Linked DNA regions of Homo sapiens: region 1 is linked to region 2. The links are chromatin loops, found by intact Hi-C in ENCODE. Cell type or tissue: sigmoid colon. All regions are shown on one strand. Each heading gives the region's core, and the rest is flanking DNA. Links, peaks and the distances in the headings are about the cores only.

What was found. A loop is a pair of places that touch in the nucleus more often than their neighbours do. Peaks named below come from ENCODE experiments on the same cell type or tissue, not always from the same donor. Only the 100,000 strongest peaks of a DNase experiment are listed, where the experiment ranks them.
Region 1: a loop joins it to region 2, with 3 times the contacts of the local background. A loop is called at or near these places in 75 of 110 quality-filtered maps.

Annotation. Positions count from the first base shown.
Region 1 is chrX:37,931,872-37,937,255 of GRCh38, reverse strand. It overlaps a transcript of SYTL5 not described here. Among named protein-coding and RNA genes, the nearest start is that of H2AP, 56 kb to the left of the region's middle. In sigmoid colon, for the core only: no CTCF peak of the experiment used is centred there; no DNase peak of the experiment used is centred there.
Region 2 is chrX:38,172,902-38,178,285 of GRCh38, reverse strand. SRPX (sushi repeat containing protein X-linked) reads left to right here. Exons shown (of 10, transcript NM_006307.5): 2 at 1; 3 at 3,935-4,126. Among named protein-coding and RNA genes, the nearest start is that of SRPX, 45 kb to the left of the region's middle. In sigmoid colon, for the core only: no CTCF peak of the experiment used is centred there; no DNase peak of the experiment used is centred there.

The DNA.
Region 1 (5,384 bases), core at 110-5,109, 240 kb after region 2:
CTACTCGATACCCTGATAGCTTACCTTTACAACTGTGTTATGAAGTAACACAGCTGTAACAAGACTCAATGTATGAGTCAAGACTCAATCACAAATTTCATACCCAATTACCTTCACAGGTCCTGGGGATTGGGACCTGGAATCATGGGGAGAATTTCTAGAAAATGTACCTACCACATCTGTCAACGTACTTTTTTTTTTTTTTTTTGAGACAGTCTTGCTCTGTTGCCCAGGCTGGAGTGCAGTGGCATGATCTCGGTTCACTGCAACCTTCGCCTCCCGGGTTCAAGCAATTCTCCTGCCTCAGCCTCCCAAGTACCTGAGATTACAGTCACTTGCCACTACGCCCAGCTAATTTTTGTATTTTTTTTTTTTTAAGAGAGACAGGGTTTCTCCATGTTGGCCAGGCTGGTCTCGAACTCCCAACCTCAGGTGATCTGCTCTCCTCTGCCTCCCAAAGTGTTGGGATTACAGGCGTGAGCCACTGCACCTAGTCTGTTTTGATATATACTGTCCCCTTGTGGGAACAATTTATGAGTATGACATGGACTATATCAACTGTTGGGTGAATAACCGCATTCTAAATGTTCAATGAAGGAAGCCTCAGCTTCCTGGTTGACCATAAGAATTTGCCTCTAGAAGTCGGAGGTGAGTGAATCACCTACAGTCCTCAATAGCTGGCTATCAATACATTATATCTAGACCTCTAGGGGAAGGCAGGCTTATATATAAAAGATGAAAAGCCTAGATAAAAGGATACTTTCTTTTTAAAATTATATGAGCTGTATCATATGAACTCCTCAGCCTCCTCAGCCTCTGGATGCTAATGTGAAGTCTTAATAAATGATCTTGAGATTTGAGGGATAATCAGTCCATTAATTTCTATAACAGATATCTAAATGAGAGTTACTAGAACAAGATAATGTGAATACTAAACATAGTGTAATTTTTCTAGTGCATGTGGCAGATTATATTTTCTAAAGATGGCCACAACAATATCTCCCATCACATACGTTTTTCTGTCAATTTTTGCTTCATGTGTTTTGATGTTCTCTTCGTGGGTGCATATATGTTTATAATTTTCATATCTTCTTGTTGGATTGACACTGTTTATTATTAAATGTATTCCTTTATCTCTAGCAACAATTTTGTCTTAAAGTCTATTTTGTCTGATATTAGAATAGCCTCTCCAGCTCTCTTTTGATTACTATTTGCATGGTATATCTTTTTCCATTTTTAACTTTCGACATATTTGTGACTTTGAATCTAAAGTATGTCTCTTGTGGCCAGGATACAGTTGTATCATTTTTAAAAATCCGTTATGCTGTTTAATTCACTTATATTTAATGCGATTACTCGTCAAGCAGGATTTGTGTCTGCCATTTTGAAATTTATTTTTTATATGCCTTATGCCTTTTTGTTCTTTTAGTCATCCATTATTGCCTTATTTTGTGTTAAAAAGATACTTTCTGGTGTACCTTTTAATTCTCTTGTCATTTCTTTTACTGTATTTTTTTAAGATATTTTCTTAGTAGTTGCCCTGGCAATGACAATTAACATCTTAACTTAAAACAAACTGGCTCAAATTCATGCCAATTTAATTACAACATAATACAAAAAACACTGCTCCAATTTATCTCCATTCTATGCACCCTTATTTGTGTAGATATTGTCATAAAAATTAAAGCATTAAACATTGCATGCCCATCAATACAGACATACAATTATTGCCTTATGAAATTGCCTTTTAAATCAAAGAGGAGAAAAAACAGTTAAAAAGAAAAAATAAATTTATGCTATACTTTATATATGTTTAACTATGTAGTTATCTTTACCTGGGTTCTTTATTTCTTTACATGGTTTTGAGTAGCAGTTTGGTGTCCTTTCATTTTAGCCTGAAAGACTCTCTAATTTTTCCTGTTGGACAGGTCTGCTAGTGACAAATTCTGTCTGTTTTTATTTATCCGGAATGCCTTAAATTCTCCTTCACTTTTGAATGATAGTTTTGATAGATATAGAAGTCTTAGTGTCTTAGTTGACAGTCTCTTTCTTTTAGCACTTCAAATATATCAACACTTTGCCTTCTGTCCTCCTTGGTTTGTGATAAGAAACCTGCTGCTAATCTTATTGGAGATTCCTGATCTGTGATGATATTGCTGCTTTCAAAGGTTTCTCTTCATGATGACAGTTTGATTATTGTTTGTCTAAATGTAGATCTCTTTGAGTTTATCCAACTTGGAATTCATAGGGATTCTCGAATGTGTAGATTCATATCTTTTATTGAATTTGTGAAGTTTTTGGCCATTTTATTTTGAAGCATTCGGCCAGGCGCTGTGGCTCACGCCTGTAATCCCAACACTTAGGGAGGCCAAGGCAGGCTGATCACTTGAGGTCAGGAGTTTGAGACCAGCCTGGCCAACATGGTGAAACCCCACCTCTACTAAAAATACAAAAATTAACAGGGTGTGGTGGCGGGTGCCTGTAGTCCCAGCAACTTGGGAGGTTGAGGCAGGAGAATCACTTGAACTCAGGAAGCAGAGGTTGCATAAGCCAAGATCGTGCCACTGCACTCCAGCCTGGGCAACAGATCAAGACTCCATCTCAAAAAAAAAAAAGAAAAAAAAAAGAAATATTATTTCTGCTGTCTTTTCTCTCTCTTCTCCTATTAGGACTCCCATTATGAATATGCTAGTATGCCTGCTGGTGTCCCACAGGTCTCTTAGGCTATGTTTTTCTTTTTTTTTTCTGCTCCTCAGATTAGATTATCTCAATCAGTCTATTATCAAGTCCACTAATTCTTTCTTCTGCTTGCCCAAATCTGTTGAACACCTCGACTGAAAGTTTTATTTTAGTTATTGAACTTTTCAACTTGCAAGTTTCTTTTTAAATACTTTATCTCTTTATTGATGTTCTGTTCTGTACTTGTAAGACATTGTTCTATGCTTTTCCTTAGTTCTTTAGATGTGGTTTCCTTCAGCTCTTTATAAAATAGCTGATTTCAAGTCAGTAACCTCAGCAACTGGTCTTCCTCAAAGATAGTTTCTATTGACTCATTTTTCCTGTGGATACGCCATAGTTTCTTGTTCTTTTGCATGCCTCGTAATTTAAAAGTGGACATTTAAAATAATATAATGTGGTAACTCTGGAAATCAATTTCTCCTACCTCCCCAGGGTTTCTTGATTGCTTAGTGACTTTTCTAAACTAATTCAGTGAAATCTGTATTTCTTGTCATGTGTGGCCAGTGGAGTCTCTACTCTGTTAGCTAATGATTAGATTGAGATTTCCTTACATGTCTGAAACCAATAAGTCTCCTAGTCTTTGTTGAGGGTCTCTGAGTGCATGTTGAGGCACCCCCTCAACACTCAGGCAGAGAGTTTACAACTCCAACTTAGCCTTTACTTCCTATTTGCAGAGCACCTTGAGGTTAGTCAGACATAAAAAGTTAGAGACTTCTCAGGTTTTTCTTGAGCATGCAAAGAGCCCTATATATGTGCATGGCCCTCCAGATTTCCAGAAACATGTTACAATTTTTGAAGCCCCCATGGACATTTCATTTTCCAGTTATTCCATTTAAGTTTTTTGTTTAGCCTATTGTCTACCTCAATTGCAATCTATGTACCACCTCAGGCAGCTTCAAGGTTCAACAATTGCCTCTGTTGTTTTTGACAAATTCTCTGAAGAAAAAGCTTTACATACTGAGCAAGCTCCAAGTCAGGTAAAATAAAGACAGCTTTGAGAGTGATCTTTCAGGGAACCACAGACAGGTCAAATAATGATAATTCTCTGGAATGTTGCAGAGTGCTTCAACTCTGTTCTACCCTTTCCGGTGGCTGTCAGGATGCTGGTTTTCACTGATTGTAGGCTATTGGTTTTTTTAAGGCTACCATGGGGCTGAAGAGAGGGGGATGGGAATATGGAAAGTTAAAATGCCAGAAATTTTTGCAGTTCTTAATGAGTTTTAGCCATTGTTCTTGAATAAATGCTCCCCAGATTAGCGCAACCCTTTGGTTAATTTCCAGAGTTCTGAAAATGTTGATTCTGACCATTTTTCAGTGTTCTTATTATTTTTATGTAGGAGTGAATTTTCAGAGGTCCTTACTCTGCCATTTTCACTCAATGTGACATTGACACTGCACCATTAAAAAGTGGAGTCTATATCGCCACCTCCTTTAAATCTGTGCAGGCCTTGTGAGTGCTTTGACCAACTGAGTCAGTGGAAGTAATGCTACTCCAGTTCCACTTGTAGGCCATAACTGCCCTGGCAACTCCTACTTTCTGCCTCTTGGAAGCCAGCCATCCTGTAAGAAGGGCAACTACCCCGAGACCATCATGCTGTGAGAATCTCAAGCTACACGTAGAGGCTCTGAAGAATGATACAACATGTAGAGAGTGAGAGATCAAAGAGCACTAAGGTACTAGGCATGTGGGTAAAAAAATTCTTCTTGGAAGCTAACCTCGCAGTCCCATCTTTTCTAGCTCATACAATCTGAACCAGAAATTTGTCCTGCTGAGCCCTTCTCAAATTCTTTGCCCACAAAATTGTGAACAAAATAAAATAATTATTTTTAGCCACTAGTTTTTGAGGTGGTTGTTATGTGACAATATAGCCAAAATGGTAGATAATTAAAGCCAGAAACAGGAGATTCTGCTCTGATGAAAACCAGAGTCATTGTGACTGCCATTACTGCTATTCCAACACCCTCAGTGGGTACCTTTATCATTAAGCCTTTGAAAATTGTTTATTTGTTCTCCTTTTCAATTGATTTATAAAAGGAATGCTACCATAATTCCTCCTAAATATTCCTTTATTCTCTCTCCTCAACTCTGTCTTGACTCATCATGGGGTTTTTGGAGAGACAGAAGTCAATTTCAGTTTTGAAGACATGAAAAGGTTTACCCATCTCTTTAAAGTAAAGATGGCTCCCCCTCCATTTTACCCCAACCCCTACATTTCCTGTGTTACACCATCATCATTCTCCACAGTGACAGCAATCCCAGTAAATAATGTCTCCTCGCTCCTTCTCTGGGACTCAGCTGTTTACTGCTCCATGCCCCTCGATATGTGCATCATACAGACTTCGTGTGGACAGTATGAGGATTCCTAAGTCCTTGCACAGTTTTTTAATTCAGAAATAATCAGTATTGTTACTTTATTTTTTTAATTCTTAAAATTTACTTTTAAAAATAATATTCAATTACTAAAACAACATTTAACAAGCTAGCTTTCCTATAAGTCTTTAAGACCAGTTTGCAAATCCTATTATTCTATTTCTATACACACTAAATTTTAACAGTGACTGACTAGAAAACCTTTAATTAATATTTAGTCAACTCAAATTGAGCAGACTGAACTCCTTAAACTATTAGCCACTGACTAGAAAAC
Region 2 (5,384 bases), core at 316-5,315:
GGTGAATGCTTTGCTTATGTGCTAATGAGGACCTGCTGGTGCCAGGAGAACTTTCCTTTTTGCCTTGTGAAACAGATTGTAATAAAGTGACCAGACAACACATTTAAGTTCTAATTATCTATCAAGGAAAAAAAAATATATATATATACTCCCTTTTTTAAAAAAGGAAATAAAGCAAAATGCATTGGAAATCTCTGAAATGCTGTCTTTCAGCATCCCAATGGTCATTTTATTCTCATAAGTTTCTTTACTGTCCTCACTTCTGCAAAGGCAGCTGTAGCTGATGAAAGTGAAAATCAAGCCTAATTCATACATTACAGCCAGAATCATCCAGAGTAAACCACCTAAGGTCAAATCTGGACCAAGTGCTGATAATGTACTAAGATGAATGGGGAAGGAGAAAACTTGATTTTCATAAGCTCATTTCATCGTGCTCTTTCTGAGCCCAGCATGGCTTCTGAAACGGTATGTTAAAGTATGTTGCTCAAATGAAACTTAATGATAAAGAACTCCATCTCTACATATTCCCAGCAATCCACTCCCCAGCACGTATAAAAAGCCTAAACAAGAACCTTCTGTCCAGACTCAGGTAAGTATGTCCACAAATATTTCTACTGGTGAAACATTTCTCTGAAGCTTAGGGAAACCTGGGAGAAATGAAGGTAAATTTAGAGATGCTTTCTCTCTGAATCTAGTTCCTCTTACAGTGGAGGAAGAATTTGAAAAAAAAAAAAAAATGGTTAACAAAGTTTCACTGCGGCATTTTGCCCTGGAAATTTGTCCTAATTCCTGGGATGAGGACATGGCCCTTGTTTGTTGTGATGTGTCTCAGATACAGGAGAATCAGGGTAGGACTGGACAACTTTTGACTGGAGATGTCCTTCAGTTGTTTTCTACACAAGTGAACAATATTTCCAATATAATGACTGGTGCCTGGTGCTTATGTGCAGGTGTGCTTCCCATCACATACCACATTTTTTTGTGAGATCTGAATGCAAATACTCATTCCTACCTATAGTTTCTATCTCCATAGCCTCAGGAATTAACCAATCAAGCAAAGCACAAATACGTTAATCAGATGCTTGGGGTAAGGAAAGGTTCTAATTCGCAAAACTTCTTAACTATTTATGGGTTTAGATTTTTTTTTCTTTGAGTCCCTTGTTGAAAAATCTTCCTAAAACACATGCATGCACAGATGACCCTTCACATCTACAGCAGGGGTTGCCTAGTGCCCTCAGGTCCTTGTTCTTCACATCCATCTTCACCTCACAGCATTGCAAATGTGACAGGTAGACCAGATGGCCAAAATGTGTGCTTGCCCTAGAACTTACCCTGAATGTTTAAGAATAAATTTTCTTAGGGCATTGTTTCTATTGTCAGTTAAATTGCTTACTGGTAGCAATCATTTCAGTATGTATAAGTATATCAAAGCATCATGTTGTGCGCTTCATACAATAAAATTTAAGTTTTATTTATTTTTATTATTATTTTTTGAGATGGAGTCTCACCCTGTCACCCAGGCTGTAGTGCAGTGGCGTGATCTTGGCTCACTGTAACATCCGCCTCCCAGGTTCAAGCGATTCTCCTATCTTAGCCTCCCAGGTAGCTGGGACTACAGGCACACGCCACCACACCCAGCTAATGTTGCATTTTTAGTACAGACAGGGGTTTCACTATGTTGGCCAGGCTGGTCTCGAACTCCTAACCTCAGGTGATCCACCCACCTTGGCCTCCCAAAGTGCTGGGATTACAGGCGTGAGCCACTGCACCTGGCCAAGTTTTTTTAATTTTAAAAGCTAGAGACAAGCCATTATTAAGTGAGGGTTTAGTTTTAGATCCTGAGGCCCCTGCACAATGTCCAGCACAGAGTAAGTGTTTTTGAATTAAAGTAAAATAAGAAAGAAAATTAAATGTAACCAACATTTACGGTGCTCCTGGTATGTGGCAAGCATGGCTTTTGATTCTTTTGCTTGGAATACCATCATATATTCATATTAATTGAGTGAGTTTGTGATGTATGAGTATGCAGGTCATATATATACATACATTAGTTCCCCCTTATCTGCGGTTTCACTTTCCAAGGTTCCATTTACCTTCAGTCAACCGCAGCCCCAAAATATTAGATATTTTGAGAGAGAGACAGTACATTCACCTAACTTTCATTACAGTATATTGTTATAATTGTTCTATATTATTATTAGTTGTTGTTAATCTTTTATCATGCCTAATTTATAAATTAAACTTCATCATAGGTATGTTTGTGTAAGAAACAAACAGTATATATAGCGTTAGGTACTATCCAAGGCTTCAGGCATCCAATATCCCCCGTGGGCAAAGGGGGAGTACTGTATATCACAAATATATGTAGTACATACAGATTATATTAAAACCCTTAGAGGAAGGAAAATTTATTCAAGGAAGTTCTTTAGGCCTTGTGTGAGCTCCTACACGTTTATATCCACATGGTTAAATTTAATCAGCTCTAGGTTAAGCCTTTAGGACATCACCTTTACCTAGAAAGTCCAGGGAAGATTACTTGAGTCTTGAGTTTAGGGCTCACTTGCAGCTGTCTGCAAAACATGATATGACGAAAGTATTAGCCAGACCAGGGACGGTGGTGCGTGCCTGTAGTTCCAGCTACTTGGGAAGCTGAGACAGGAGGATCACTTGAGCCTAGGAGGCCGAGACTGCAGTGAGCAATGATCATGCCACTACACTCCAGCCTGGGTGACAGAGTGAGACCCTGTTTCTAAAAAAGAAAAAAAAAAGAGAAAGTATTAGCTGAAGGAAATGTGAAGGCAAAACTAAAACAGTGGTCTATGCATAAGACGTGGCCAGAACTGTTGGTTTTTGTAACTGAGAAGCAGTTGGAGGCATATCCTCAGAAGAGAATTCCTGGGAAAGTAAAACAGGGTCTGTCCTCCTTCCTGGCCACATGATGGCGGTCTTACCTCACTCACTGACAGCTCAGGTGCTGGGTTGGAGTGATGAGCCAGGCAGTTGCAGGGAAGTGGCTCCTATTCATGGCATTGAGAGCCCGGCAGGCTTTAGGGAACTCCTCACTGTTCCCCATCAATTGTGGGACAATGGGGCAGTGGCTGCTGTAGGAACTTATCCACCAAGGAGCTAGTGTTGCCCTTATATTTTATGGATCTCAAAGAGAACATTTCAAAAGCACAGCAGGGAGGTTCTGATTTATTCATTTCATCCCAGCTGTGCTTTGGGCAACTATGAGACCAAAATCAAAACACCTGCAACTTTGCCATCTGGGGAGGGTGTCACCCTGTTACGTAAATGGGGCATAACTGGGGACACTTCTCTATGGAGAGCAATTGTTCTGTGACTTTAAGCGAAATTTATATCTTGTTACAAACACCTGGAAATTGTAGCATCATTTAGATTAATGCCAGTATTACAACATTTTAGAGAGAATGTGCATACGGCTCAGACGAAATCCAAATTAACCAATTATTGAATCCCTACCGCTATGTATGACATCAGTTGCCCTTGAAAGAATTATCTAAAAAATAAAAATAAAAAATCTTATGTATCTAGTTAAGGGAAATACTAAAAAGAACAAGCATTTATTGAACATATATGCTAGGTACTGTGCTAGATGCTTGATATGCAATTTTTATTTCGTCCTTGTAACAGCACTATGGCATAAGTATAGATATTGACTCAGAGAGGTTAGCTAACTTGTCTAAGATCACACAGTCAGTTATAGAGGAACTCAGATTCATGTTCAGATATATCTGACACTTAGTCCCATGATCATAACCTCCCTACCCGGAGACACCTAAGAAAACATGGGGCACTAATTGAAGGTCCAAAATTTGGAATGTAGCCAGCCTGGGACAGTAAGAGTAAGGGGACACATTTTCTGAAAGTGTCATTTCATATTTATCTCCTCTTTTGTTTCTGCTACTTGTAGATACCCCGTGGTGCTCCCCCATCAAGGTGAAGTATGGGGATGTGTACTGCAGGGCCCCTCAAGGAGGATACTACAAAACAGCCCTGGGAACCAGGTGCGACATTCGCTGCCAGAAGGGCTACGAGCTGCATGGCTCTTCCCTACTGATCTGCCAGTCAAACAAACGATGGTCTGACAAGGTCATCTGCAAACGTGAGTAGGCCAGCTCTGTGTTGGGTCCTCAGGGATGACCAGAGCCAAAGTTCTTTTGCTCTGAGATTGAGGATTTTCACTGAATATTGATGAGAAAAATTCTCCTTATGATCAGGGGGACACCAGGGGGATTCTAAGATATGGTGGAAGTGAGTTGGCTCCTCTCAGAGAGAATGATATGATCAGCTGTTTGAGAAAAGGGGAGAGAAGATCATTGTTCAGAAAATGAGTTACATTTGTTCAGTTAGTGCTGGATCCTGAAGAGGTGTTGGGGATTTAGAAACAAATAAGACGCACATGGGTCCTGCCATGAAGAGGCTTTAGTAAGGCAGAGGTGTCAACTGGGAGATAAGTACAAGAAGGGTACAAAGTCAGGGACATATGGTAGCAGATTAAAGAAGAGTTCTCCTGGCTGGGCGCAGTGGCTCATGCCTGTAATCCCAGCACTTTGGGAGGCCGAGGCGGGTGGGTTGCCTGAGCTCAGGAGTTCGACACCAGCCTGAGCAACACGGTGAAACCCCATCTCTACTAAAATACAAAAAATTAGCTGGGTGTGGCAGCGTGCATCTGTAATCCCAGCTACTCAGGAGGCTGAGGCAGGAGAATTGCTAGAACCCGGGAGGCGGAGGTTGTAGTGAGCCGAGATTGTGCCACTGCACTCCAACCTGGGTGACAGAGCAAGACTCCATCTCTTAAAAAAAAAGAAAAAAAAAGTGTTCTCCCAAGGAGTGGGGCTTAGGGAGGCAGGAAAGAGTCACAGAAGAAGTGATGCTTATTTATGAAAGTGAGTGTGCCTCAAGGGAGAAGCTTAGAGGAGCAGCATTTCAGGGGCTGGCTTTTAGCTTCATGACAAGTCATACCTCATTTGGAAAATTGCAAGTGGTACAGCATTGTTGAAGCACATTTTAGATGTCTTTGGTATTCAAAACAGCCACCACTTTTTGAGCGCTTATGGTTTGCCAAGAATTTCACATACATTTGATTTTTACAGTAACACTATCAATATGGGTGCCATTATGTTAACTTCATTGTCAGGGAAACTGAGGTTTCAAGGCTGCAGCCATGTCATCGAGACTATGCAGACTCTGCAACTGGGTGACTGTAGTGGACAATCTGCTCTACCCAGATCTCCTCGATGCCTTTTACTAGTTGTATGTATCCAGTACCCAGCTTCTGAGTACTTTGCTCTTAAAGACTTGGAACTTCAACCTTATTCAGAAGACTGCTCCTTCAGAGGACTGATCCCACTCGCTCTCTC